5 separate regions of the Homo sapiens genome follow, and regions 1, 2, 4 and 5 are each linked to region 3. The links are chromatin contacts, found by Hi-C in ENCODE. All regions are on one chromosome and are shown on one strand. The core of a region is the stretch at or near the end of the contact, and the rest is flanking DNA. Distances in the headings are between cores, read along the strand shown.

Region 1 (5,495 bases), core at 1,388-3,887, 710 kb before region 3:
ACCACTCCCCCACCTTTCAGAGAAAAAAAAAGGAAAAGGAATTACATTCAGTAGATTACTTTCTCCTTGATATCTCATTTTGAGCTTGGAAGAACCCAGATTAGCACAATTAATGGTGAGATCAATATAAATAAGGAAAAATGGGAAAGAGGATTAAATCAAATTAACACAGGGCACCAATTTGGATTTTTTTTTTTAATCCCTTATAGGAAGTTGATTGGATGTTACTGCAAGGTTAAAAAGTTACTTGAGTCTGAGAGGTAAGACCTATTTCAAAACATCAGTTTCTAAACCAAACCAAACCAAACCAAACCAAAACGCCAAAGGGAGAAAGTAAATACCCATTCCGTACATATACTAAAACCAGCTGCTCCAGGTTTGAGTGAACATGTACTTATCCATATAATTGCTTAGCTTTTCTTGTTTATTTTTAACTGCTTAACTTTTTTTTTCCTTTTTTTCTTTTTAAAATAATTTTTAATCGAGACAGGGTTTTGCTATGTTGGCCAAGCTGTTCTCGAACTCCTGACCTCAAGTGATCCATCTGCCTTGGCCTCCCAAAGTGCTGGGATTATAGGCGTGAGCTATTGCACCCGGCCAGGTATACTTGCTTAGCTTTTAATGTAATTTTAATTCCACAGAAAGAAGTATTTCCTTACATGAACATTCACATGTTAGCATTCCATGACATCAGGAATCAGTCTCTGCCCAGAAATCTACAGATGAGCATACCCACAATTAAACAATTTCAATATAAATCAACATTAAGTTAAATAATAAACATTTAACAGCCCAAATCCTCAATGGTGTAAATCCAGTTTCACAAAAACAAAAGCATCATTTATAACTGTCATCTGGCACAGGCTGATGTCTATTCAGGTCCATATTTTGCTTCTGAAAATACGTATCTTTTCTATAATTTCAATTGCCACCAAACTTTGTTTCTAAAATTTCATCTTAGAAAGTAGTACCTTCCACTTCAATTCAAAACACACGTCTGTTTTCAAAGAACTTGTTTAAAAATTTCAACACTGGACCTGTCTCTAATTCTTTCCTTCGATAGCTAGTTCCTTAATGGGCCACAAATTTAATATTAATAAAGATACTGATTCTTCGAGGCATTATATATAAAGATCCCTGCTTTGTTTTTGGATCTTAACACAGCAGAGGGTGGTTTTCAGGAAATAAAGCTACTTCTAGATACTTTAATAGATATTTCAAGCTGTAATAATATTTTATAACTAAACTGGAAAGTTAAAAATAAGCTTTTACAATATCCTCATACTTCAAGGCACAGTTCCAAAGTTACCTATTCCAAAAATATTCCTTGCTTTCTGTAGCCAGAAGTATCCTTTCTGGCTCCTGTGTTTTGTCCCTGCCTTTTTTTTTTTTTTTTTTTTGATACCTATAGCCTTCTGCCTTGTAATATGGTTACTTACAAATAACTCTTCTTTTGAATGGTAAACTGCCTTCCTAAGGGATGAGACTGTATTTTGAATTACTTCTCTTCACCATGTCTCCCTCTTGGCTAACGCACAGAAAACGTTCAACAAAACATGTGCTGAATTTCTGTGACCAGCTGACACTCTTTTTCAATCTTCTATAGTAAATCTTTGACGCTTTATGGAGACAGCGTTAATCTAGCAGCTCACCTGCTAGATTACCCACCCCCAGCACACCTCTGCACTGAGATTAACGAAACCATCTAGGTCTGAAAGTTATCATCACCTTATGACTCATCCCACTTGGTTTGAGTTCGGCAAATGAATCAATACCCTGAACTGACTGCTGTTCACAAAGCTCTTCAGAACTCTCAGTGATCGGGTTGAGAATCATCTCTCAGAAGTAGGCCGGAAACCCCGCTCCCCTTTCCCCTTTTCTTCAACTTCTCATCAGTAATGCTCCCACGCTCTCACTCCCACCTTGGAGAACTCAAGCTGCCAAATTCCTTGCTGCGTTTACCTAGTGGCGATGGAGGCACATCCAGCCTTCTCTAGTTCGCGGCCCCGACGTGCAGCCTACGAAGCACCCCTTCCGGGTGGCATCCCCACCCTGAGAGTTCTTTAACCCGTTAGCCTGGCCCTAGCCTCACCACCCCCTGCACCCCTCCTGTTCTCCTCGGTCCCACGATGTCCCCAACACTTGGGTTAGTTCAAGGACTCGGGGCGGGAAAGGGCACGCCGCGCGCCAAGGGACCGAGGCTCAGGCGAGCCCTGGCGGCTCTGCCTCAGGCCCCCGAGGAGGCGCACAGGGCCCGGCGCAGAGAGGGGCCCACCCGGCGCGAACGCTAGGGACGCCCGGCTTCTCCCCACCGCTCGGGTCGCTGACGGGGGTGGCACTGGAGGAGCTCGAGAGGGTCCGGCAGCCTGCCCTGGCTCGGTTGGGGCACCTGAAGCCGGGCAAGCGACCCCCCTCAGCGCAGCTCTCCGAGATGACGACTAGGTAACCGCTAAGGCGGAAAGAAAGGAGGCGCTTCAGGTGCCCTGGCAGGATAGGATTGGCGAGGAGGGTCTGTCCGGCTCCACCGGCCCCTCACCTTCATGGCCGCGACCGCCTCAGCTCGGCCGGCTCTACCAGGAAACTCAGCACCATAGCAGCTCCTCACACTGCCGACCTCCTTCCCTCTGGGCGGTGATTACCGCGCCCCGGGAGGCGACCGAGCGTCCGGACGTAAGGGGCGTGGTCACGCTCGCCGCGTGCCCCGGTAAAAGCGCAGAGCGGCGGCCACGACGACCAATAGGAAGCCGACTTTCGGGAGGCCGGTCACCAGAGCCAATGAAGCGACAGGGATTGGGCGGGGCCTCTGGCGTTCCTCCTGGCTGGGAGTGCGCGGGGAGGATTCTTTTCCGCCCCGAGCGAAGACCTGCGGACCTGGGCGTGGCGGAAGGCGCGCTGCGGCGCTGCTTTCTCGGTTGGGTGTTTGAAATGGGAGATAGCGTCCCTGAGGAAGCTGCTGCGGCTTTCTGGGCTAGGTGGTCAAGTTTCCGGGGAGGGGAGCGCGGGAAGGGCCGTGGTGAATTTGAACACGCCGGTTGGCTCGAAGGCCTTTGTTATGACCGTCAGAGCAGGGCCTCAGATTTCCTTCCCAGACGTTCCCGCGTTCATGCTCGGTGATGACCTCGGGGCTCCTCACTCGTGGGTCCGGTAAGGAGCGGCAGCTGCACTCGCTAGGACGCGGCCTTTAAAAACAAGACTTATTGAAAACACTTAGAAAACCAAGGGCTCTCAAATCCCAAGGGCTCTTTGAAAAGCTGTATTCAAAATAACCAAAATCGTAGCATAATAAAAGAATTTGCTCGAGTCTTGGAATTGCCTTTGGACAGAGAAACTGAGGTTGTAAATTAAGGTATCGATTTCTTCAGCTGTACTGGATGACAGTTTATTTTCCTACACCTTTTTTTTATTTTTGACAAGGTCTTGCTCTTGCCCAGGCTGGAGTGCAATAGTGTGATCTCGGCTCACTGCAACCTCCGTCTCCCGGGTTCAAAGGATTCTCCTGCCTCAGCCTCCCTAGTAGCTGGGACTTCGTGCGCCCGCCCCACACCCGGCTAATTTTTTCTATTTTTAGTAGAGACTGGTTTTCACTGTGTTGGCCAGGCTGGTCTAGAACTCCTGGCCTCAGGTGAGCCGCCCACCTCGGCCTTCCAAAGTGCTGAGATTAGCCACCGGGCCCAGCCGATTTTCCTACACTTTTTAATCTCACCTCTAACTTAACCAGTATTTAAGATTTTAAACATAAAAAAGTCAGTTCGCTCTTCATGAGGACCTAAGACTGTTCTGTTATTTATATACATTATAGATTTGCTTCGACAAGTTGTGCTATATTAGATTAAAACACACGGAGAGAGAGAGAGTGCGTGGCAGGCCACTTCCTTAGACTGAAATAATGCATCAGAGTATGTATTTCTCTTGCTTCAAGTGCTGCTCAGATAATGTCACTTCTTATCCATAATAGTCCTAGGTTTTTTTTGGAAAAATGTACAGAAAGCCTTTCATTCACGATGTAGGACGCAGCTGAGCTTCATTGGAAGAGAAAGTATTAATTAATTCTCCTAATGATCTAGACACAAAGCAACTCAATAAAAATGTTCTTGGGGTACAAAGCCATGGTTGTCCCTCATTAGAAAAGGCCTGGCAGGTCTACCTCCAGAGTTAATAAGCACATGAAAGATGCTCAACATCATTAACTATCAAGGAAATGCACATCAAATCCATGGATACCGCTGTGCGCCTGCAAGGATGGGTAACATTAAAAAGAAAGAAAATAGATGGTGAGGATGTGGAGAATTTGGAATCTTCATACATGAATGGTGGGAATGTAAAATGATGCAGCTGCTATGAAAATGCCTGACAATTCTTAAAAAAAAAAATTTTTTTTTTTTTGAGACGGAGTCTCGCTCTGTCGCCCAGGCTGGAGTGCAATGGCGCGATTTCTGCTCACTGCAAGCTCCGTCTCCTGGGTTCACGCCATTCTCCTGCCTCAGCCTCCCAAGTAGCTGGGACTACAGGCGCCCGCCACCGCGCCCGGCTAGTTTTTTGTATTTTTAGTAGAGACGGGTTTCACCGTGTTAGCCAGGATGGTCTCGATCTCCTGACCTCGTGATCCGCCCACCTCGGCCTCCCAAAGTGCTGGGATTACAGGCGTGAGCCACCGCGCCCGGCCCAAAAATGTTAAAACATACAGAGTTACCATAAGACCCAGAAATTCCACTCCTAGGTGTATACCCGAGAGAAATGAAAACCTAGGTCCACAGAAAAACGTACATGCTAATGGTTCTTAGCAGCATTATTCATAATAGTCAAAAAGTAAAAACAACCCAAATGTCCATTATCTGAGAAATGGTTAAAGGAAATGTGGTCTCTCTATGCAGTGGAATATTATTAGACCAAAAAAGGAATGAAGTACTGATACATACTGCAACATGGATGAACCTTGAAAACATCATGCGGCTGGCTGAGTACAGTGACTCACTCCTGTAGTCCTAAGGCTTCAGGAGGCGGAGGCGGGCGGATCACATGAGGTCAGGTGTTCGAGACCAGCCTGGCCAACGTGGTGAAACCCTATCTCTACTAAAAATACAAAAAAAAAAAAAAAAAAAAATAGCCGGATGTGGCGACGCACGCCTGTAATCCCAGCTACTCGGGAGCCAGAGGTGGGAGAATCTCTTGAACCCAGGAGGTTGAGGCTGCGGTGAGCCAAAATTGCGCCACTGCACTCCAGCCTGAGCGACAGAGCAAGGCCCTGTCTCAAAAAAAAAAAAAAAAAGAAAAGAAAAGAAAAGAAAAAGAAAATAATAATGCTAAGTGAAAAAAGCTAGATACAAAAAGATTATATATTGTATGATTCCATTTACAGGAAATGTCCAAAATAAGCCAATCCATAGAGATAGAAAGTAGAGTAGTGATTAAGGTCTCTGAAGGAGGAGGGGGGAAATGGAGTGACTGCTACTAGACACAGGTTTCTTTTGGGGTAATGAAAACATTCTAGGAGGCTG
Region 2 (5,666 bases), core at 2,557-5,056, 600 kb after region 3:
GGAGAGAAGAGAGAGAGCAGCGGTCAGCCAGGGCGCGGCCAGCTGGCTGCCATGCAGGAGCCAAGGAGCCAGGGACGGGCACCCTGCGGTGGGGCCAGTGTTCTGGCTGCCAGCCCCATGGGGCCCTGGGAGGAATGGTCACCAACAACCTGCCCTCCACGGGGGGCTTACCTTGTAAAGCCACAGACGGCTTTTCATCTGTCTGGATGAGAATTCTTGGGGAGAAATATTAATGTTTATACCCATATCCTAAAACTGTGCTACCTCAACCTCACGAACAAAACCCAGCCAGCCACAGCCCAGTCCAGTGGGGGAGCCATGCTGGACCCTGAAAACAGTGGGTCTAGAGAGGGACCCACTGACTCCTCTTCCCCAGGGCCTGTGCCAGCACAGTGCTCTTTGGAAAATGGAGGCTGGCCCTTGAGAAGGGGAAGGGTAGCAGCTGCTGGCTGCAGGAGGGTTGCTGAGCCGCATCCCGCTGTGAATTTTCATGCAATTATACTGAGCTTCCTGGGCCTCCATGTTAACCAGTTGTTTCTTTCCAGCTTAAAGCCCAGACAACCAGCTGAAAGGGGGCCCCATTCCAAGTCTGGAGATCACTACATCTCCAGACAGCAGCAGCCTGGGCACTGTCGCTCAAAAGCATCCTTAAGCATTCTTCCCCAAGGACTAGGGGACATGAGCTCTGGATCTTGCCAGGTGAAGACTGGGATGTGCTGTTCACCCAGTCACATGGAACCCTCCAGTGGCAAACTCTCCTTACACTCTGCCTGGGTTCAGAGATTCCTCCTGGAGTCTCCTCTCGCCCTGGATCTCAGGCTCCAGTTTACCTGCCAAGCTTCCAGCTGCTGCGAGAGGTTCAGTTTCTGCTGAATGGCATCCAGCAACTGGCTGTTCAGAGACATCATATCCATCCTGCACTTGGCAAGTTCCAGCTCCACAGCATTCTTCCTGAGAACAGACAAGCCAGGGTGAACATGGACACCTTGTGCCAGAGGCATCTTGGTCTTTACTTGGGGCACCTGGAGTCCCAGGATGAGGAAACAGGCTCTGACCCTGAACTCACAACAAATAGCAGCTGCAACAATAACTATGATGTTGCCTGCAGAGGGTTAGTTTGCAACATGTTTTCACATATATTCTCCCAGTTTTCATAACCAACCTGTAGGTGAAAGGAATATTTGTCATCCCCACCTCACGGATAAAGAAACAGAAGTTGAGGCCGGGTGTGGTGGCTCATGCCTGTAATCCCAGCACTTTGGGAGGCCGAGGCGGGTGGATCACCTGAGATCGAGGGTTCGAGACCAGCCTGACCAACATGGAGAAACCCTGTCTCTACTAAAAATACAAAATTAGCCAGGCGTGGTGGCACATGCCTGTAATCCCAGTTACTCGGGCTGAGGCAGGAGAATTGCTTGAACCCAGGAGAAGGAGGTTGCAGTGAGCCGAGATTGCACCATTGCACTCCATCCTGGGCAAAAAGAGCAGAACTCCGTCACACACACACACACCACACACACACACACGTTGAAAGAGCAGAACTCCGTCACACACACACGCCACACACACGTTGAAAGAGCAGAACTCCGTCACACCCCACACACACACACATACACACACACACACACACGTTGAAAAAGGACAATACTAAAATAAGGACTGGAACCCAGAGGGGATCAAAAGCCTCACACAGCATAAAGGAGCTACTCATCCTTTCCCAAAATGGCCCATTCCCCACTGGAAGGCAGGAACCTTGTCCTGCTGGTATAGAAGGGATTCCTTGTAGTTAGCAATCCCCCTTAGGGGAACTGTCCTGAAGATACAGAGGTGTGCGAAGATAGCCACACAGTGGTGATCACTATAGCTTAGCTAGTCAGAGTAGCCAAGTGGTCATGAATGATGGGATGGAATACAGTCACCAGTAAAAACCATAAAGTAGGCCGGGTGCGGTGGCTCACCCCTGTAATTCCAGCACTTTGGGAGGCCAAGGCGGGCGGATCACGAGGTCAGGAGATTGAGACCATCCTGGCTAACAGTGAAACCCCGTCTCTACTAAAAATACCAAAAATTAGCCAGGCATGGCGGCAGGTGCCTGTAGTCCCAGCTACTGGCGAGGCTGAGGCAGGAGAATGGCGTGAACCCGGGAGGCGGAGCTTGCAGTAAGCCCAGATCGCGCCACTGCACTGCAGCCTGGGTGACAGAACAAGACTCCGTCTCAAAAAAACAAAAAAACCCCATAAAGTGTGGCCAGGCGCGGTGGCTCGTGCCTGTAATCCCAGCACTTTGGGAGGCCAAGGTGGAAGGATCACCTGAGGTCAGGAGTTCGAGACCAGCCTGGCCAACATGGCGAAAACCCATCTCTGCTAAAAATACAAAAATTAGCTGGGTGTGGTGGCAGGTGCCTGTAATCCCAGCTACTCGGGAGGCTGAGGCAGGAGAATCGCTTGAACCTGGGAGGTGGAGCTTGCAGTGAGCCCAGATTGTGCCACTGCACTCCAGCCTGGGCAATAGAGCAAGACTCCGTCTCAAAAAAATAAAAACAAAACCCCACAAAAAACCATGAGGTAGAATATTTATTGACAGTTCATAACATATTGCTGAGTGGAAAAAGCACCAGAAAACAAGGTCTAGTATAATACTAGTTTTGTAAAACAAAAACTGCCTGTGTCCGCAGGGTGCTGTGGCTCACGCCTCTAATCCCCAGCACTTTGGGAGGCCAAGGTGGGCGGATCACCTGAGGTTGGGAGTTCGAGACCAGCCTGACCAACAAGGAGAAACCCCGCCTCTACTAAAAATACAAAAATTTGCCGGGCGTGGTGGCGCATGCTGCCTGTAATCCCAGCTACTCAGGAGGCTGAGGTAGGAGATCACTTGAATCCAGGAGGCGGAGGTTACAGTGAGCCAAGATCACGCCACTGCACTCCAGCCTGGGCAACAAGAGCGAAACTCTGTCTCAAAACAAAACAAAAAACTGCCTGTGTGTTCAAGGATATGCACAAAAATGTCTAGTTGGTTATCTCTGGGTGATGATTACTGATGGGTAACTCCTCCGACATTATTTTGCATTTTTTTATTTTCACATTTGTGTTTCACGTATTACTTTGTTCACCTTTCCCAACATTCCTAAATCACGGCTGTTCAATGCAAAAGAAAATTAATTTTTTTCGAGGGCAGGGGAACGGGAATAAAGGTGGAAGGACCTCTGCAGAGGCAGCCCTGGTTGCCCAACTGCAGAAACGTGTATTATTTAGCCCTTGCCTTCATTAATCGCTCCCTTAAGCACTCAAAACAGCAAAGCTAACAAAAGCATGCTCCTTGTACAGGGCCAGCGACTAATGTGCAGGGCTCAAGGGCAGCTAGAGGATCCGCCTGCAGAGGCCGCCTAGCTCGAGCTTCACAACACCGACCGCACTAACCGAAGTGCGGCCAGAAAAAGGAACAGGTGGATCCCACTTGCAAAGTGCTCAGGCCACTGCTGCGACCAGCACTTCTTCTTTGGCTTCAGGTCTACCGAGCAATTAGTCACCTGTGCCGACACCGCAAGTGCGCCCCGCCCGCCGGCCCGCCTGCCTTCCCTAGAGAAACCGCTCCAGACAGCTCAGCCACCGCGTCAGCCCCGCCCACTGCGGCAGCGACGGGACCCGAGCCCGTCTAATGGATGCTGAGGGCTCAGATGCCGAAGGCTGCCTCCGTCACACCCACTGCTATTGGCTGGCAGCAAACAGCGGAAATCCTCACGCGGCATCGGTTGCCATGGACACCCCTCCAGTAGCGTCAGAACCCGTGGTGCCCCACGACAGCCACAGCCTCCTGAGCTTCCGGCGTCCCCCGGCAGGTGGCGCCGAGAGCAGCGGGAGCCCCAGGAATGTGCTGACTAACGTTGCCGGCGAGGGACAGATGGGCCCAGGGCTACAGCCGCGGCGCAGCGCCGGGCATGGTGGGGTTCCCTTCCTTGCCAAAAAACGCCCTGAGGCAGGGGCTGCCTGGACGACCTCCAATCCTGGCCACGCGCTGCACCGTTGGGACATTTGCTCACCAAGGAATAAGTGCTCGTCATTCATGGGAAACCCCAGACCAGGATCAACACATTAATCACATTTTAAAAATAGGAATATTCCAAGGGCTCGAATAATTCCTTTTTACAAATGAAACCACTAGTAACTGACTTGTTTTTGTAAGGCAGATTGCTAGCCCAAGATTTATTTTTGGTTTTAGTGAAGGCCCTTCACCTGCAAGGAGATAAAAAAATTGCTACTTAATTTTCCTGAAACTCATTTATTGTATAGGAGAAGGTGCACCTTAAGGTTTCTGCAGCCCAGTGACGAGAAGGAAGTTATATTTCTTAGGGATTCTCACCCCTGACTACACATTAAAATCAAGGGGGAAAGAAGTGGGCCCCACCCAACTGACCCCACCCCGTGATTTCAACTGTATTGTTCTGGTGAGGTTCCTGGTGTCTGAGCGCTCCCCAGATGATTGTAATGTGCGGCCAGGATGGAGAATCAGAGATAACGTATATGGAAGAAGTATCTGGTAAAACTAAGTTACTATACAAATGGGGGGTGTGGTTTCCTCTTTAAATGATTCCTTAGGCTTGTCGTCTCAATTCTTGTATAACAAAAATTCATTTCTAAGGTATGGGAAAAGAACTATCCTCCCAGAGTAACCTAACTGCCCAGCCAGCCCTGTTCTATAGGAGTCCAGGAAGGACAGGACCCTTGCTCCAGAGTTCTCCCTACTGGGGGCATCCTTCCAGAGGGGAGAATTTGCAAGTCTAATCAGACTCCTGGATAGTAACTGGGCCTCCTTTGAAAGCAGGCAAGAGCATGCATTACAAGGTTTCATGTAGATTTGCTCACCCAGGTGGCAGAGCTAGGTTTTACTTTTTTTTTTTTTTTTTTTTAAAGGGAGAAAGACTGGACAACTTGCTTCTTCTCTCCTGCACCCTGACACTTTCTCTGTTTGTATCCCCCACCTTCCATCCCACCTTCCATGCTGATGACAGAATATGATCTTAATGTTCAGCTTCTTGTCTGAGAGAAGGTAACCAACCCATGTGTACTTCTATCTTCATTCTGCCTTTTTTTTTTTTTTTTTTTTTTGAGGCAGGATCTTGCTCTGTCATCCAGGCTGGAGTGCAGTGGCATGATCACAGCTCACTGCAGCCTCAACCTTCTGGGCTCAAGTGATCCTCCCACCTCTGCGACTCCAAGAATGTACCACCACACTCAGCTAATTTTTTATTTGTATTTTTAGTAGAGACAGGGTCTCATTATGTTCCCCAGGCTGGTCTTGAACCCCTAGGCTCAAGCAATCCTCCCATTTTGGCCTCCCAAAGTGCTAGGATTACAGGCGCCCTTGCCTGGCCTCCTTCTGCTTTTGATTTCTAGTGGACTTCCACGATAAGCATCTTCATTTTACCATTTTATTCCATCACACAATTTCACTGTTATTCATAAAGGTATGCTGCCTCCTCTATCACACTGTTACTTTTTTTTGAGATAGGGCCTCACTCTGTCACCCAAGCTGGAGGGCAGTGGTGCAATCTTGGCTTACTGCAACCTCCGCCTCCTGAATTTGTGATCCTCCAACCTGGCTACTTCTTTTTTTTTTGTTTGGGTAGGGATGGGGTTTCACCATGTTGGCCAGGTTGGTCTCGAACACCT
Region 3 (5,344 bases), core at 1,364-3,863:
TTCCTACTGCAATCAGTGTAAATAGCTGCACGAGGCAAGGGTCTTCAAATACCTGGCACACCCTTATCCAAACAGGCCCAGAAGAAAGGCAGTGTGAACAGCTGGACTTCCCTTGGTAGGACTGACTCCTTAGTAGAGAGCTGCCTCCTGAGAGTGCAAGCTTATGCGCATCTCAGCCCGACCTAAAGCCAGCAAAATGCCTTTCTCAGGAACCTGGTAAGCGCAATGTTGCAACAAGCTGGTCCAAACTGCAGCTGACAAGCGCCACCTCCCACTCCCCATCCATGCCTTAATACTGCTCCAATTCTTACCCAGATTGGTAGAATGGAGAGGGGAACCTTAGCAGGGAACCTTCATTTATACAATGCCCCAAGGGCCAGTGTCCGAAATAGGACTCCAGTACACACAAGCTTTGGTAGGTCTCATGTAATTTTACCTGCTACAATAAACTCCTTCCAAGGAACTGCAACCATGAGCCAATAACCCAAGGACACAGATCTTGGCTGACTGCTGACCAAGCCAAAGAAACACACACACACACACACACACACACACACCACCTGCATCAGCAAATTAAAACCAGAATTTCTGAATAAGGGCAGTATCTGGGAACTAAACCTGTGTGGTCTTACTCGGCTTTATTCTCTGCACAACAGACTGAATAGGACGATGTAACCAATGTAAGGCCTGGTATCTGCTAAGTGAAAGAAACCATCCGCTCAGCACCCTCACCACCGCTATCTCAAGAGGCAAAGTCCACAAACTGTCTAGTTTCCTCAAGGGCTCTTTCCTCCCTGCCCACACTCGTGAAGAAAGAGGAAGGGTCCAGGATAGAGATAGTAATGACCTCCTGCTATAAAGTCTGGCTTTGGCTGCTGTTACCGCTGCTAAAGACTGGAGCCCTGAGTCAGCTGAACCCAGGCTACTGTGATCTACATGCCAGGGCTCAACAAACTCCAAGACAAACATAGAACTTCACAAAACAGCCCTGTGTCCCAAGACCCTCACATGTGTGAAAGGCAATAAACTCCTTAATATAACAAACTCCAGGACACTGCAATCGACTTGGGAAGAACTAACTATTTTAGTAAAAGCAAGAGCCAAATCTGGGCATCGCAGAAAAAGAATGAGAGAAAGTGAAGAGTGAGTCTGTCTCCTGGTTGTCTGGAGGTGGCATACTGCCAATTTGGTAGCCTCTGAACCCAGCATACAGTATCAATCTCCTAGCAAAGAACTTCCTTCTGAAACCTGTTTTCCAATCCCTCCAACAGAAGAAACAAAGATTATAAAGCTGATCTTCCAAAACGGTGGTCTCGGGGCAACCTACATCACAAGCCCCTGGTGCAGAAACCTGGATCCCAGCAAAAAAGCTCAATCTACTATAATCAATTTCGAGTGGGGACTAGGAATCTGCATTTTTAACCAGCTGCCCTGGCAATTCTGACACACACTAACTTTGGGAAGGGAGCAGCTCCGTTAAAAACCACTGTTGCCCAGCAAGTTAAGTCACAATCATTTTCCCCCTAAGCTGGAATTAGAACTCTCAGGATCACCTAGGGGAGGTTGTAAGCATTCTCTGATAGACCATTCGGATTCTTACACTGGTTGACCCAGTTCACACACAGCCACCAGCCTCACGTGCAGGATGGCTTCGATAGAACCACCCTCTGGGGGCGGCCTGCCGATTCTACTTTTAAGCACACATATTCTTCGCTCGAAAAGAGGGCGGGGGAGGAGGCTACAATCAAACTTTCCTGGCCCATTCTCTTCGAAGATTCCTTCCTATTCTGGCTAAGAATCAAGCCCCGCTCCTGCAGAAGGGGCAAGGAAAGCGGCCGATTCCTGGGTCGACGAGAATCTCCCAAGAACTGTCTCGACAGGAGAAGCAGGGGCACCCATGACCTACAACCCGCGAGGCCTGGAGGTAGCAAAAGGCCGCCTTCGTCATTTCTCTCCCAGCTTGGATGGGAGTGAGGGGTTGAGAAAATGCAGGATGAGAAATCCAAATATAACTAACTTCTGGCCAACTCTCTGCCTGTATGACTCTAGGTACCTTGGAGCCAGTGCCAGGCCCTGAGCTCAGAGCGGGCCCCCGAAGAAGCTGCAGAGAGAAACTTCGCTCCAGAGACGCGGCCCCAGGGTCGAAAGGGGCTCGGGGCCCGCAGCCCCCGGCCGGCTGCGCCCAGCACAGCAGGCCCTGGATCCCGCGGCTCGGCAGGGGGACTCTCACCTCGGCCCACCCGGCCTTCCAAAGGGTCCTTGCGGAAGTGGATCCCGTGCACGTCCACATGCGCCTCTCCACCCGCGTTGACCGCCCAAATGACGCTCTCGGGCAGCCCGGCCCCCGCCGCGCCGGCCACGCCGGCCACGCCGAGCCCGGGTCCCCGGATCGCCGGCGGCAGCAGCAGCAGCAGCAGTCGCAGGAGCGCCACAGCGGTTCCCTCAACCGCCCAGGCTCCCAGCATGGCGGCCACCACCACGGGGGCAGCCCCCGCCGACCCTCGTCCTCGGCCGGCTGCCAGGCCACCCCGGACTCAGAAAAACAGCGCCACGGGCCGCTCCGCCTGAGCCGCCGGGGACATGTCGCTCTCAGGCCTCCTTCTTCTCAGCCACGGGTACCGCCTCCCACCTCAGGAACAACCTACCCCGCCGCCCTGCCCCCGGCCACGACGCTGCAGCCAATCAGCGCCCGGCCCTCATTAATTACCCACCACCCCGCCGGGAGGCGCCCGCTCATTGGCTGTCAGGCGCGGGAAAGGGCGTGGCTTCTCCCAGGCGCCGGCCCAGCAGTCGGGCACCAGATGGAGCGCGCGCAGAGGGAGTGAGTTCGGTTGAAGCGGCGGTTCGATGCGGAAGTGGCGGGTGCAGCGCCCAGGCGGCCCCGGAATCCCACAGCTGAATGGGAAAGGTGGCCTGGGGGGGGAAGGTTTAGGGTAGGGCGCACTGACATGTCGCCAGCACTTCCGGTGCTCTAGCTCCTGAGACCAAATAGGCTCTGGAGGGGGCGTGGCCGACTTTCCCGCCCCCTCTTCTTTTCTCAGGGAGCAGCATGAGCATAAATTCTAGTAGGAGAAGCAATGGACACTCTCCAGACCTAAGAGACGCAGTCCTTTTCCCCGCGTGAGGGAGAGGACCCATGCTTTCCCAGAGAGGCCGCGGACACAGGTCTCCAGGGAACGAATCCCATGAGAATAAGGCCCCGCCCCCTCCCCTTAGCGGGCTCGGGGCGGGTGGTAGCGTCCAGACGGCCGTCCAATGAGAAGGCTCCAACGCAGCGGAAACGCGTGGCTTTGAGAGCGAGTGGGTGCCAGGCTGCTCGCGTCTCCATGGCGACGGCCTCTGGCCGGCCTCCGCTGCGTAGGGGCGGGACCGAGGCACCCTAGGCGCTGGCGGGAGTCGCCGCCGGCGGTGCCCAGAGTGGATACCGGGGTTGTCCCGCACGGGCACGGCCCGAACTCCCTCCCTGCTCCTTCACAGTTCACCTGGCGCTCTCCCACACTGGCGATCCCTGCGCTTCGGTCGCTGTTCAAACTCCCATTTTTCCGATGGGGAAACTGAGGCATAGAAAGGGACTGAATTTTGCCAAAGGGTCGCACCGCAAGTGTAGGGCAGAGTCAAGGCAAAAACAAAAAAAACAAAAAAACGCTTATGCATTTTCCATAAATACTGGTCGATTTAGAAATTCTCCCTAAAAGGAAAAAAATGTATCAAGTCCCTGCTACCAGGGTTGTCAGATTTGGCAGATAAAATAGGAGAAGCCCAGTTATATTTGAATTTCAGATAAGCAAATGGGACCCACTTATACTAAAAAAAAAAATGCATTGTTTATTAAAATTTAAACAACTGGACTTCTTGTATTTTATCTACCAATCCTACCTACTACTTAGGCAATGAGCTTTGTGCTACATGAACAAAAAACACACCTGGGGTCCCGCATGAGAATCATAGACTTTGCACAACCCATAATGAAATTAATTGTTTAGTTAGAACAGTGGTAAGTGCTATACGGGAACAAAACAGGGTGCCAAAATAGAGACTATCAGTGGTGGATCTAAATGCACCCAAATTCCTTCCCAGGCCCCAAATTCAGACCCCATGGGGGTAACTTTTGGAAGTGTTCCCTCCCGGTCTCACTTTCCCCCCTATTTTGCAAGCATCTGGCCTTACTTCCTCCCATAGACATGTTTCCTGTCCAAGGTGTTTCTTTTTTTTTTTTTTTCTGTCTTTTTTGGAGACAGAGTCTTGCTCTGTCGCCAGGCTGGAGTGCAGTGGTGCAATCTCGGCTCATGGCAACCTCCACCTCCCGGGTTTAGGCGATTCTGCTGCCTCAGCCTCCTGAGTAGCTGGGACTACAGGCGCGCGCCACCACACCCAACTAGTTTTTTTTATTTTTATTAGAGACCGAGTTTCACCATGTTGGCCAGGATGATCTCGATCTCCTGACCTCGGGGTCCGCGGCCTCCCAAAGTGCTGGGATTACAGGTGTGAGCCACCACACCTGGCCTCTTGGGGTTTCTAATTCTACTATTCTCTCTCTCAAACTGTCATCTTTTAAGGATCTTGACAACTCAGAGGCTTCAGTTACCCTCAAAGGAGGGGTGTGGTGCAAATGGGGAACAGAAACACAAGTAGTGGTGATGGGGCTTCCTCCCTCCAGGCAGTTGGCCTGCAGAGCCCACGTACCACTCAGGTATTGCACTGCCACCAGGCGCTCATGTTTATTTTATCCTCAAGGCAGTCTAGTCCAGGAGAAACAATCACAAAAACGGATTAAATTTTGGGGGAGGCCTCTAAAGGCTTTCTCTCAGTCCTTCGTGTCTTTGGTCACCCCAGAGGGTGAAGAAGATACCCGGCTGGCTCCTGTTATTGAGCCCTTCAGATACCATTCGTGGTTGGGCCATCTGTGTACCAAGGAGCTTGGCTCCCTTTCTGAGATCCAGCTGCTCATGAATTAGGCTGTCTTTTCAGTAAAACGTAAAGTCTGAGACCCTGGAGGCAGGGTATGGGATCCGAGCGTGGGATCTAAGACAGGCTGCCTGCATCCCATGCCTAGTCCCATTTACCCACTGTGTGGCCTTGGGCAAGTGATGTACTTCGCTGAGTTTCAGTTTCCTCAGTTGTGAAATAGAGATACAGTCATGAGTCACTTAATGACAGGGATGCGTTCTGAAAAATGCATCATTAAGCGATTTTGTCATTGTGCAGAGATCACAGAGTGTACTTACACAAACCTAGATGGGGATAGCCTGCTATACACCTAGGCTATATGGTATAGCTGATAGCTCCTACACTACAAACCTCTACAGCATGTTACCTTACTGAATACTGTAGACAGTTGAACACA
Region 4 (5,922 bases), core at 2,096-4,595, 550 kb after region 3:
AAGCCTGTTTCCTCACCTACAATGTGAGACTAATAATACCAGCTGCCTCATGAAGGGCTGCTAGATATGGGGATTAGATGAGGTTATGTCCAGCATGATGCCTGCTACATACTAAGCACTCAGTACATGTGAAATGCTATTATTTTGAAAAACTACTTTTTCAAAGGAAAAAATTCAGGACCACGTAAATACAAGGAAAACATTGTTTAAAGATATTGCAGTTTTTGTTTTTTTTTGTTTTTTGTTTTGTTTTGTTTTGTTTTTGAGACAGAGTCTAACTCTGTCACCCAGAGCTGGAGTGCAGTGGCGCGATCTCGGCTCACTGCAACCTCCGCCTCCTGGGTTCAAGCAATTCTTCTGCCTCAGCCTCCCAAGTAGCTGGGATTACAGGTGTCTGCCACTACACCTGGCTAATTTTTTTGTATTTTTAGTAGAGACAGGGTTTCACCAGGCTGGTCTCGAACTCCTGACCTCGCACAGCTCAGATTTACCAGCTCCCCCTATCCCCTTTGTGTGCCTGCCACAGCCTGCACACCCACCCAACTCCAGTATTTCCAGACCTTCATTGGCACTGAACCTCCAAACAGTCACTCTGGTTTTCCTAATTAACAATAAGTAAGCCGGGCGTGGTGGCTCAAGCCTGTAATCCCAGCACTTTGGGAGGCCGAGGTGGGCAGATTACCTGAGGTCGGGAGTTCGAGACCAGCCTGACCAACATGGAGAAACCCTGTCTCTACTGAAAATACAAAATTAGCCGGGCATTGTGGCGGGTGCCTGTAATCCCAGCTACTCAGGAGGCTGAGGCAGGAGAATTGCTTAAACCCGGGAGGCGGAGGTTGCAGTGAGCTGAGATCGCGCCTTGCACTCCAGCCTGGGCAACAAGAGCGAAACTCCGTCTCAAAAAAAAAACAAAACAAAAAACAGTAAGTAAATCTTTACTCTTGGACCCACCTGTATTGTATCAAAAGTGTGCCTGTGTTTCTGTATAGTCAGGGGTTGAACTGGATTTTTAGTTAGGTGGGTACACATTTGTGCAGGGAGGATTCTCCAAGGTCATTTGTTTCACAGGCTTGTTCTGAGGGCTGAATGTGGAGTGCGTATCCTGCTGTCAGTTGCTCAGTAGATGGGCTCTGCAATTATACACTGAGTCCCTTTCCCTGTCTTGGCATTAGAACTGTGCTTCAGTACTGCCGATAGTCTGCCCTGCTTGTTAATGTATTCAGAGGAGGATTTGAGTCACTTATCGATATGGACAGGTCTCCACTAAGCCAAACCCCAACGCAGCCAAGGCTGCGAGACAGCTCCCTCAGATAGCGGCCGCCGCCTCCTCGGCCTCCTGCTCCTCCAGTGTATCAAAGCATGCTGGATATGACCAGGAGGCCAAGCGAAACCTGTCTGTGTTTGGCCTCTCTGACGGGCTATCTGTCCCCAGCCCTGTATGAGAGCTGGACTCGCTGTGGTGGTTTGGGATTGTCATTTGTTCTCATGCCTGTGGTACACTGTGGCTTTGGGTCTACCACAACTGTCTTTCATGGATGTGGGTTCCTCCCACAGGTTGGGATTGCCCTGAAGCCCTTCCTGCCCCAGCTGCAGACCACTTTCACCAAAGCCCTGCAGGACTCCAACCGGGGGGTGCGCCTGAAGGCCGCAGATGCTCTGGGGAAGCTCATTTCCATCCACATTAAGGTGGACCCCCTCTTCACAGAGCTGCTCAATGGCATCCGCGCCATGGAGGACCCAGGTGTCAGGTACGGCGCTGGCAAGGGAGCACTGTGGCCTCCAGGAGGCCAGGGGTTGCTGTGGGCCGAGCCTGCGCTGGCAGGAGGGGTGGTGGTGGAGGCACCCAGGGCTTAAGGCGGTGCATTGCTTCTGCAGGGACACCATGCTGCAGGCCCTGAGGTTTGTGATTCAGGGAGCAGGGGCCAAAGTGGATGCCGTCATCCGGAAAAACATCGTCTCACTCCTGCTGAGCATGCTGGGACACGATGAGGTACGGCTGCAGGCAGGACTAGTGGCAGCACTGGACCACTGGTTTCCCTCCTCCTCCTTAGGTTGAGTTCTTCACTTTGTGTTAGAACCAGTACAGCTCAGTAGTAATAAGCATTCCTGACATTTCTATCACCCTGTATGCTTCACCAACATTTCCTCGGGTTTCAAGGGAAACGGGGCAGGTATTGTGGATATATTGGTTATTTCCGTTTGTTTGTTTGTTTTTTGGCTGAGTCTTGCTGTGTCACCCAGGCCGGAGTGAAGTGGCACAATCTCGGCTCACTGCAGCCTCCGCCTCCTATCAAGCGATTCTCCTGCCTCGGTCTCCCGAGTAGCTGGGATTACAGGTGTCCGCCACCATACCCAGCTAATACTTGTACTTTTAGTAGAGATAGGGTTTCACCATGTTGGTCAGTCTGGTCTCAAACTCCTGACCTCAGGTGATCCACCCGCCTCGGGCTCCGAAAGTGCTGGGATTAACAGGCATGAGCCACCGCGCCCGGCCGGTTATTTCTATTTTATAGATGAGGCAAGTAAGCTTTGTAGAGACCCAGACCTCTCACCTATTTGCTCTCTGATCTTAAAGAAGTCACTTTCTCTGTCTGCCTCTCATTTCCACTTTTGTAAAATGAAGAGGTTTATTTATTGTTTTGTGAAACATTTGCCGAGCTAAAGGGCCTATCCCAGAGGTGCATAGACCTCGTGGTCACAGACCTCAAGAAACTTAGTGTGTAGTGGGATAAATGGTCTCCAGGGTGTGTCCCGGTGGCAAGTCTTAGAGGTCTATTTTCGAGGGTGAGACTTGTCTGGGCCATACCCAGCAAGTAGTAGAGTCCAAACCAGAAGCCCTGGACTCCTGGTTCTGTCCCAGTTCCATCAGCCTCACCTAGTCTGGAAGCATCTGTCAAATATTTGGCTGCGAGCACTGTGGGGCCAGTAGGGAGTTGAGTCTATGGAGAAGAGTTTTCTGTTCCCTTTTCAGACAGCCCTCTGTTGTGGTCTAATTTACTTTGTAGGGCCAATCTAGGAGGAGAGGGCCTTTGGGCTCACATGGTTTTACACGTCATTGACACACACACACACCCACACACACTCCTCCTGCCCACACCTGCAACACACACACTTGCTGCTGCACTTCCCATGGCTCCAAAGGCCTAGTTCTGGTCCCCAGGCGCCAGCTGTCGGACTCCAGCCCCAGCCTTCTCTGTGGGGACAGACAGGAAAGTCTGCTGTCTTGGTCACAGTCTTTCAGGGCTTCTACAGAGTCATGTGTACAGTGCAAGCAAAAGTTAGTATTGAAACATATTTGCATTTTACCACAGTGCAGCTTAAAATAGATGAAGTTGGAGAGAGTCGGTGTCAGAGCCAGCTTTAGCTTGGCACCTGGGCTTCTGCTTCGAGCTCAGAGGCCCAAACTGCTGGCAGTCCATTCTCTTACCCTCTGAACCTCCACTCAGATTGAAGGTGGCAGTTCAGGGTGCCAGCCTGGCATTAGCTTTTTGGGTTATTGAGTCCCTGGTTGGTGGTTTGTTTTGGGGACATGTTGAGTTGGCACCTGTAATAAGGAACATAACTTAAAATCCTCTCTTGGTATTCCATAGTTAGCTGGCCAGGGAGGAGCACGGAGCCGCTCGCGTACCTGGCTCTGATTTGAACAGGAAGTGCTTGCCTTTCCTTATCTTCCTTGGCTTGATTAGTGGCTTTAGTTTGACTTCCTAGGATGAACCCAAGTAATTTCGGTGGCAGTGGGGCACTCATGCAGTAGGGAGATAGCAGGAGTCATTCTGGCCACAAGATGACACAAACTCTGTGGGAGAAAGGAGCTCAGAGTGGCCGTCTCTAGCCGGCTTCCCTGGTGGCTGGGGGCAGGTGCCTCCCCTCCTGCCCCTCCCGCCCCTCCCTGCCTCACAGGGCTGTTGATAGTAATTGAGATAATAAATATGAAACATTCAGCCTTCCTAAGAAGAAAGATGCTATGTAAATACAGTTATTACTGCTATTACAAGGATGATTACCATATGCATACACACTGGGGTTTTCTATAATTAAGTGAAGTGCTGGCTGTGTAATGTTTAACTCCATACCAGTGGCAGCCCAATCTGGCAGGGGAGCACGAGTGCCTACAGGAAGGACTGGATCTTGAGTCTCTGAGTTGGCTTTTCCACCTTCTTTGTTGCTGTCCATCCTGGGCTCTAGAGCTGCCTGCCTTGGTTCCCACACAGCTGGTGTTGTTCCCTGCACCCCCTCACTCCCTTCTCTTCCCTGTCAGGACAACACTCGCATCTCCTCAGCCGGGTGCCTAGGGGAACTGTGTGCCTTTTTGACTGAAGAGGAGCTTAGTGCCGTTCTACAGCAGTGCTTGCTGGGTAAGTACACTGGAGAGTTCCCCTTCAGGGACCTGGGCCTCTCAGCCCTAGCGAAGAGTCGACGGGCATCTCCCTCCCTCCCTCAGAGGATCTTTTAGCAACTGGACTGTCCTTTCCTTGGGAATCCAGCAGTTAAAGCAAAATCCAGGCCAGGGGTGGTGGCACTCACCTGTAGTCCCAGCTACTCAGGAGGCTGAGGTGGGAGGATCAGTTGAGCCCAAGAGTTGAAGGTTGCAGTGAGCCTTGATCACGCCCCTGCACTCTAGCCTGGGCGACAGAGCGAGGCCCTGTCTCTAAAACAAACAAACAATACTGAATTTGCAGTGGTCCCGTAGCCCTGAGTGTCTCTGCTCAAAGAACACAGCTGTAAGCCCGGAGTGGTTCATGAGCAGGCTTTCCTTACTTTCCTTAATGTGCCACTTTGGGGAGCTTCTGCCAAGATAGCAGGGAGGTCCATGTGAATGTGGCCTGGAGTTTTCCTTGTGCTCTGGGTCAGCACACTGGTCTCCAGCGGGGTGGGCCCATGGGCCTCATGGGTGCTGGGGACATGCTGTAAAATACCGGTTGATCCCAGTCGTGTCCTTCCACCCAGCGGACGTGTCCGGCATTGACTGGATGGTTCGGCACGGGCGGAGCCTGGCACTTTCCGTGGCTGTGAATGTGGCTCCTGGCAGACTTTGTGCCGGCAGATATAGCAGTGATGTTCAGGAAATGATCCTGAGCAGTGCCACGGCGGACAGGGTAAGGCATTCGGGCCATATCCCATAGGCATAGGCCACATCCCATAGGCAGCACCTTGTGGACACAGCGCGGGTGGACCCCAGACTGGGGCTTAAGAAGCTTGGGTCTAATTTTACCTTTGTCAGTAACTTGCTGTGCCCTTGGACCAGCACTTGATCCCTTTGGGCCCCAGTTTCATCATCTAAACAAGGAATTTGGGTTGAAGAATCTAGATGCCCCTTCTGGGTCAGGTCTTGGATCCCTGTTCCTGGGAACCAGTGACTGTACTCATCTGCCTCAGCCGGGGCAGCCTGCCTGAGAGCTGTCATGGTGTAAGGGGTGATGTGGTGGTGATGTAGTGGAGGGTCCTGGAGATTACTAGGAACTGGGGTTTTCCTGGCTCTGGGGAAGGGGTGGGGGGCCTCCCGTCTAGCGCTGTCTGTTCTCCACAGATCCCCATTGCGGTGAGCGGGGTCCGGGGCATGGGCTTTCTCATGAGACACCACATCGAGACAGGCGGAGGGCAGTTGCCGGCCAAACTTTCCAGCCTGTTCGTTAAGGTGAGTGGGGGCCAAGCATGTGTTTAAGCCCTAACACCTGGCTTGTGAGGAGGTCCTAGGATCAGAGACCACCAGCAGTGCGCCCTCAACTAGTTGTGTGCTAGTTCTCCGTGGACGGCCTCCAGGAGATCGCTGAACACTTAGGGATGGAATGTAGGGGGTTTCTGTGTGTGCTTTACACTGCAATAAAGCCTAACTTTTTGTCAGATTCTCAAATTGACCCGTGACTCTGAATCAAGTTAGGAATCGCTATTTTAGGCATTCTTTCTAGGCACCGTAGTTTTGTA
Region 5 (6,204 bases), core at 2,841-5,340, 840 kb before region 3:
ACTCCCAGCCTCTGGGGTAGGTAGGCGACCAGTGCTTGAGATTTGTCACCTGATCACAGGGGCTTCCCCCGTGGGGAACTCCGATTACATTTGGATTTTTAAAGAAGAAAAAAAGAAAATTCCCCAGCGTCAGCGTTTATAAAAGGGCACCAGTTCAGGACCTCTGAAGTCCTTTGCTTACGTCTTGTGATTTAGATCTTGACTTGTGTTCTGTCTCCCTGCCTCTGTGTTGCAGGTACTGTCTGATGAGCGTGAAAGGTTGTTTCACCGACTTCCACATCGACTTTGGAGGCACTTCCGTTTGGTACCATGTTTTCCGGGGTGGGAAGGTGAGTTTCAGTTGCCTTTAACTTTCTATGCATCTCTAGCTGTTTGTGTGGGGAGGGGCTCACTTACCTTTCCCTCTCCTCCCACCTCCCTCCTCCAACCAGCCCTGCCCCAGGAGTACTTTAAGGATTACTCTTTTTTTTTTTTTTTGAGATGGAGTCTCGCTCTGTCGCCCAGGCTGGAGTGCAGTGGTGCAATCTCGGCTCACTGCAAGCTCTGCCTCCTGGGTTCATGCCATTCTCCTGCCTCAGCCTCCTGAGTAGCTGGGACTACAAGTGCCTGCTACCACGCCCTGCTAATTTTTTGTATTTTTAGTAGAGACGGGGTTTCACCGTGTTAGCCAGGATGGTCTCGATCTCCTGACCTCGTGATCCGCCCGCCTTGGCCTCCCAAAGTGCTGGGATTAGAGGCGTGAGCCACTGTGCCCGGCTTTTTTTTTAAAAAATTATTATTTTTTAAGAGATAGGGTCTTGCTCTGTCACCCAGGGTGGAGTGCAGTGGCGAAATCACAGCTCGCTGTAGCCTCCACCTCCTGGGCTCAAGCGATCTTCCCACCTCAGCTCTCGAGTAGCTGGGACTTGTTCTCAAAGTCCTGGGCTCACGTGATCCTCTCGTCTTGGTCTTCCAAAGTGCTGGGATTGTAGGCGTGGGCCATGGCTCCTGGCCCAGGGTCGCTTCTTTCCCTAGAACCACCTCCTCCTTCTGGAGGGCAAGGTCAAGTTCAGCCCTTTTACATCGCATCTAGTCACCCATGCAGGCCTGCTCCACTCACCCAGTCTGGTGTTCAAAGCTCCTTGGGCCAGATTTGAAGCTTGGGTTTGGCTCGAGAACGTCCAGCATTCATCTTCTCTGGCTGTCATCTCAGCTCCTGCCCTGGGACCTTTTTACTTTAAAGTCTAGTTGCCAGCACCACCTGCCTCTAGGAACATTTTGCACTGGGGACAGAATGCTAAGGGTGCTCCCTGTGTCTGCTTTTGTTGCGTGTCCACGTGGGGATGTGGGTGTCCCTGATGGAGGTGGGTGCTTCTTGAAAATAAGCCTGTGCCACCCTGCTTGGCTGGGTCTGCATGTGCGTTTGTTTTAACTGAACGTGTTGGAAGAAATTCTGGGAGGAAGTCAACCCACTTGATTCCAGATGTTTTTCCTCCTCCTCCAAAGTATGCACAAGCTGGGTTTATTTACTGGGCTATTTTATCTTACAACTTAGGAAATTCCCTTCCTCTCCTTCCCCCACCTCCTAGACAAGCCTGTGGTTCGGGAGAAAGCATGTCCCACCCAGTCCAGGAAGTACTCCCATCCTGGGATTTCAGCAGGAATGGAGGTTCCCTGAAGGTGGGCACAGCCCTTCCTGCCTCCCCAGAGGCTCTAGGGACCTGGCCTTGCAGAGAGTCCAGAGGGATGGATCTGCCATCTCTCCACACCCCCCACCCCACACACAGCTTGTCTCGCCCCCTCCCCTTCCGCCAGGCAGGTGGGGCCCTCTCTCTGGGTCTTGTCTGGGCCTGGGTCTCCAGCTGACTGCCTGTGTTTTCTCCCAAGATTTTTTGGCTGATTCCTCCAACGCTGCACAATTTGGCGCTGTACGAGGAGTGGGTGCTGTCAGGCAAACAGAGTGACATCTTTCTGGGAGACCGTGTGGAACGATGCCAAAGAATTGAGCTGAAGCAGGGCTACACATTTTTCATCCCTTCCGGTAGGTTTCCAGGGGCACTCTCTGGGCTCCTCGAGTCTCCTGCGGCCTGAGCCAGGGTTTTAGGCCCCCTGAGGGTTGCTCTGGGCCTGGTGGGTTTGACAGGCCATTGGCAGTCCCCGAGGGGAGCCAGCCGTGGGCTGGAGGGAAAAGCCGTGCAGTTTTCCCCTCACATCCCACCTGTATCTACCACCTACGGGCTGGAATTCTCTCTCCCTTGGAGAAGGCCTTGGGCCCTCTCAGGGGAGACTCGAATCCCTGTGCAGGACTTCCTGTGGAGATTGTGTGTTGGGTAATGGGGGTGGGTTTGCCCTGAGGCAGGGTCTGGGGAAGGGCTGTGCATGGCCTCAGGTGGAATTCTGGATCGACCACTTAGAGGCTGTGACTTCACTTCTTCGTGCCTCTATTCCCATCTGTAAAATAGGATTAAGATTTCCCCAGGGTGGTCATGAGGGCTGAGTGAGTTCAGATCTCCTTGCCTCCAGTTCACTGGAGATGGACTAAGGGCTTTTGGCTGGTTCCTGGCTCAGTCACTAGTAGATGTGGCTGATGACCTAGGGGTCAGGGAATTATCTCTTAGGTTGCATTAATGGAAGCATTCTACCTAGGATGAGAGAGGTGATAGTCCTGCTGTGTAGAGGGAGGGGGTCAGGCCACACATAGGAGTTGTGCTTTTTTTCTTTTTTTTTTGAGACAGTCTTGCTCTGTCACCCAGGCTAGGGTGCAGTGGCGTGATCTTGGCTCACTGCAACCTTCACCTCCCAGGTTCAAGCAGTTCTCATGTCAGCCTCCCAAGTCTCAGCCTCCCAAGTCTCAGCCTCCCAAGTAGCTGGGATTACAGACGTGCGCCAACATGCCCAGCTAATTTTTGTATTTTTAGTAGAGGTGGGGTTTTGCCATGTTGTCCCGGCTGGTCTCCAACTCCTGGCCTCAAGGGATTCTCCCTCCTTGGCCTCCCAAAGTGCTAGGATTACACATGTGAGCCACCGCACCTAGCCTGTAGGAAGGAGGTTTTGTTCCTCTTGGTCATTGTACTTTGGAGGTTAAATCAACCTGAAGTGGGGTGTGGGTGTGTCTGGAAACCACATCAGGTGAGATGTGTTTGAAGGAGGAATTGGGTTGCTTTACATGAGGAAGTGAAGGCATATGGTAACTGCAGTCAGCCAGGTGAAGGATTGTCTCCTGAAAGGAGTATAGCCGAGTGGTGTTGAAATAACTTGCTCTGTTAGGTAGTGAGCTCCCTGTCACTGGAGGCATACAAGTAGAAAGTAGATATGGATGACTCAAGGTGCTTGCAGACAATCTACAACTGGGTGGAAGCTTGGACCAGAGGATAGGAGTATCCTTTGAGGCCACCAAGATGTTTCTGAGAGTTGGGCTAGAAACTGGTCTTAGGTCTGGACATCAAGCACTAGTGGTGGTTGTAGTAGCAGTTCCTGCTATGGGGATGGGGCCTCCAACACCTGGGTGCTTCTAGAAAGTTGGGCAGAAACTGGAGACTTCCCTATTAGGGAGATTTGGCATTTGGAAGTAGCAGGGTTTAGTGCGGGGATGACTTTGTTACCATGGCCCCAGGTCTGTCCTCAGACCTGCTTGGCTCAGGGAAGGGACCGACCCCTGCTTGGGATGGAAGGGAACTGCACTTGGTGGTCAGCGTTTATAGGGGACACCCTGGCAGATGTGGAGTAGTGGAGACTCGGGAAGGAGGTGGCATCCTCCTTCTAAGCTGTGCTCAATCCACTCTGCAGGTGTTGCTGGATTGGCCCTGGATTCAAAGGATGACTGGAAGGCTCTTGGCCTTGCTGCTGACTCTGTGACGTTAGCTGGTCTCTTCCTCTCTCTGCACCTCAGCTCTCTCTACAATGGTGGTGGGGTGGAGCTGAACTCTGGGACCCTCAAGTTCCCTCCCAACCCCATCCTCTGAGCCTAACAGGCCTTAAGTCTCTCTGTCCAGGCCTTATGCAGAGCTGGGAGGTGGCTCATCACTTTTCCCCTGTGTGGGATGGTGTGGGTGTTGATGTTGGTGACTTAAGCAAGCTGGGGGAGGTCTTGAGAAGCCCTGGCAGCAGGGGTGTGGGCGTGGCTGTCTATTGAAGGCAGGAAGAGGAAATGTGCATTTGAGTTGCTGCAAGCAGGAGTCCAGTTAGGTCCTGGCAAAGACTTCTGGCCTGAAGGGTCATGCATTGAGATACCAGGATTTTTTCCCCTGGAGTTTTGGGAAGTAGAAAAGGGACAGTTGGAATTTGCCACCCTCTGAGATACAGGGGTGGGGTAGGGTGGGAGGGAGGGTGCAGCATAGTTCAGCGGTTCCCAGCCATTGATTTCATGGACCAGTGAAAAAAAACTTAGGAACAGATACAGAGTTGCCAACTTATAATTTTGCTAAAGATGGGTGTTAAGATCAACAAACCCCATGGTCTATTCTGACACTAAAAAAGTTACAAGTATAAAATGTCAGAATAAAGGATAGTACTTTAACTTTGATAGTTTTTCTCATTCTGTTTCCAACCAGTGAAAACTAAAGGACCAGAGACTGGGGTCCACTGACCTAGATTAGTATTTTTTTTTTTTTTTTTTTTTTGAGAGGGAGTCTTGCTCTGTTGCCCAGGCTGGAGTGCAGTGGCGCAATCTCGGCTCACTGCAAGCTCCGCCTCCCGGGTTCACACCATTCTCCTGCCTCAGCTTCCCGAATAGCTGGGACCACAGGCACCCGCCACCATGCCTGGCTAATTTTTTGTGTTTTTAGTAGAGACACGTTTTCACTGTGTTAGCCAGGATGGTCTTGATCTCCTGACCTCATGATCTGCCCACCTTGGCCTCCCAAAGTGCTGGGATTACAGGCGTGAGCCACTGCGCCTGCTCTTCTTTTTTTTTTTTTTTGAGACAGAGTCTTGCTCTGTCGCCAGGCTGGAGCATGGTGGTGCAATCTTGGCTCACTGCAACCTCCGCCTCCCGGGTTCAAGCGATTCTCCTGCCTCAGCCTCCCTAGTAGCTGAGATTACAGGTACACGCCACCATGCCCGGCTAATTTTTGTATTTTTAGTAGCAACGGGGTTTTGCCATGTTGTCCAGGCAGGTCTCGAACTCCTAGGGTCAAGTGATCCACCCGCCTCGGCCTCCCAAAATGCTGGGATTACAGACATGAGCCACCGCGCCCAGCCCCTAGATGAGTATTTTAGGTCCTCCCCAGGCCTGGGGATTCTCTCCAGCATTCACACCCTCTGAGCCACGTACAGACACACATCTGAGATTCGTGGTACTTGATTTGTGGCTTTGAGGAGAGAGTCTTGGGAAACCCAGAAAGGGTTTGCAGCTCCCTGGATGGGAGTTTTTCTGTATTGAAGCAGAGAATTGAATTCTGGCATTTCCCACCTCTGACCTGAGTTTTCATTGCCACAGTGTGACCTTAGGCACCTCTCCTCCTGCCACACTGACCTCACGCCTCCCAGTCCGTGGTTCATGGAGTCTTCAGTTCTCTGAAAGCTCATAGGATGCTGATGGTTTAGGAAGACTTTCATCATAAAGGGATGCTGGATTTTGTCAAATGCTTTTTCTGTGTCTATTCAGATGATCGTGTGATTTTTTAATTTTTAATTCTGTTTACGTGGTGTATCACATTTATCGACATGTGTATGTTAAACCATCCCTGGCATGAAACCCACTTGATCATGGAGGGATTATCTTGTTGATATGCTGTTGGATTTAGTTACTAGTATTTTGTTGAGGTTTTTTGCATCTATGTTAATCAGGGATATTGGTCTTTAGTTTCCTTTTTGTTATGTCCTTTCCTGGTTTGGGTATTAGGGTGATACTGGCTTCATAGAATGATTCAGAGAGGATTCTCTCTTTCCCTCTCTTTTGGAATAGTGTCAACAGGATTGGTACCAAGTCATCTTTGTTTTGTTTTGTTTTTTTGAGACAGAGTTTCACTCTTGTTACCCAAGCTGGAGTGCAGTGGCACGATCTCAGCTCACTGTAACCTCCGCCTCCCAAGTTCAAGCGATTCTCCAGCCTCAGCCTCCCAAGTAGCTGGGATTACAGGCATGTGCCGCCACGCCTGGCTAATTTTTGTATTTTTAGTAGAGATGGGGTTTCACCATGTTGCCCAGGCTGGTCTCAAACTCCTGACCTCAGGTGATCTGCTTGGCTTGCCAAGTCATCTTTGAATGTCTGATAGAATTCAGCTA

The links. A loop is a pair of places that touch in the nucleus more often than their neighbours do. Pooled maps may share reads with other maps.
Region 1: a loop to region 3 is called in a map of CD8-positive, alpha-beta T cell, with 22 times the contacts of the local background. The contact joins the promoter of RNF34 here to the promoter of MLEC in region 3. A Hi-C loop is called at or near these places in 2 of 168 maps with a recorded cell type or tissue (CD8-positive, alpha-beta T cell and naive thymus-derived CD4-positive, alpha-beta T cell), 4 of 37 single-sample maps with no recorded cell type and 12 of 50 pooled maps.
Region 2: a loop to region 3 is called in a pooled map, with 13 times the contacts of the local background. The contact joins the enhancer-like site here to the promoter of MLEC in region 3. A Hi-C loop is called at or near these places in 7 of 50 pooled maps.
Region 4: a loop to region 3 is called in a pooled map, with 4 times the contacts of the local background. The contact joins the enhancer-like site here to the promoter of MLEC in region 3. A Hi-C loop is called at or near these places in 6 of 37 single-sample maps with no recorded cell type and 2 of 50 pooled maps.
Region 5: a pooled map shows a loop between it and region 3 (2.8-fold over the local background). The contact joins the enhancer-like site here to the promoter of MLEC in region 3. A Hi-C loop is called at or near these places in 2 of 37 single-sample maps with no recorded cell type and 8 of 50 pooled maps.

The regions. Positions count from the first base shown.
Region 1 is chr12:121,397,260-121,402,754 of GRCh38, reverse strand. RNF34 (ring finger protein 34) reads right to left here and starts at 2,637. Exons shown (of 6, transcript NM_025126.4): 1 at 2,537-2,637. The coding sequence starts at 2,542. RefSeq lists enhancers at 1,466-1,997, 1,998-2,529, 3,015-3,094.
Region 2 is chr12:120,085,236-120,090,901 of GRCh38, reverse strand. It overlaps BICDL1 (BICD family like cargo adaptor 1), which reads right to left. Exons shown (of 10, transcript NM_001367886.1): 9 at 831-951. Among named protein-coding and RNA genes, the nearest start is that of RAB35, 29 kb to the left of the region's middle. RefSeq lists enhancers at 1-123, 3,498-3,577. Within about 2 kb of position 3,806, at least 21 of the 41 ENCODE cell types and tissues checked have a DNase peak (open chromatin) inside an H3K27ac peak, as active enhancers do.
Region 3 is chr12:120,684,418-120,689,761 of GRCh38, reverse strand. It overlaps MLEC (malectin), which reads right to left and starts at 2,613. Exons shown (of 5, transcript NM_014730.4): 1 at 2,231-2,613. The coding sequence starts at 2,465. It overlaps LOC105370029 (a long non-coding RNA gene), which reads left to right and starts at 2,613. Exons shown (of 3, transcript XR_945449.3): 1 at 2,613-2,908. RefSeq lists silencers at 2,255-2,554, 3,395-3,494, 4,609-4,698 and enhancers at 2,309-2,810, 2,905-3,034, 3,125-3,234.
Region 4 is chr12:120,130,359-120,136,280 of GRCh38, reverse strand. GCN1 (GCN1 activator of EIF2AK4) reads left to right here. Exons shown (of 58, transcript NM_006836.2): 52 at 1,555-1,748; 53 at 1,876-1,990; 54 at 4,259-4,355; 55 at 4,948-5,096; 56 at 5,528-5,635. Among named protein-coding and RNA genes, the nearest start is that of RAB35-AS1, 16 kb to the right of the region's middle. RefSeq lists enhancers at 2,974-3,173, 3,384-3,433. Within about 2 kb of position 3,345, at least 3 of the 41 ENCODE cell types and tissues checked have a DNase peak (open chromatin) inside an H3K27ac peak, as active enhancers do.
Region 5 is chr12:121,528,622-121,534,825 of GRCh38, reverse strand. It overlaps KDM2B (lysine demethylase 2B), which reads left to right. Exons shown (of 23, transcript NM_032590.5): 7 at 236-329; 8 at 1,867-2,020. Among named protein-coding and RNA genes, the nearest start is that of KDM2B-DT, 49 kb to the left of the region's middle. RefSeq lists enhancers at 1-233, 686-1,356, 4,827-5,328. Within about 2 kb of position 4,090, at least 23 of the 41 ENCODE cell types and tissues checked have a DNase peak (open chromatin) inside an H3K27ac peak, as active enhancers do.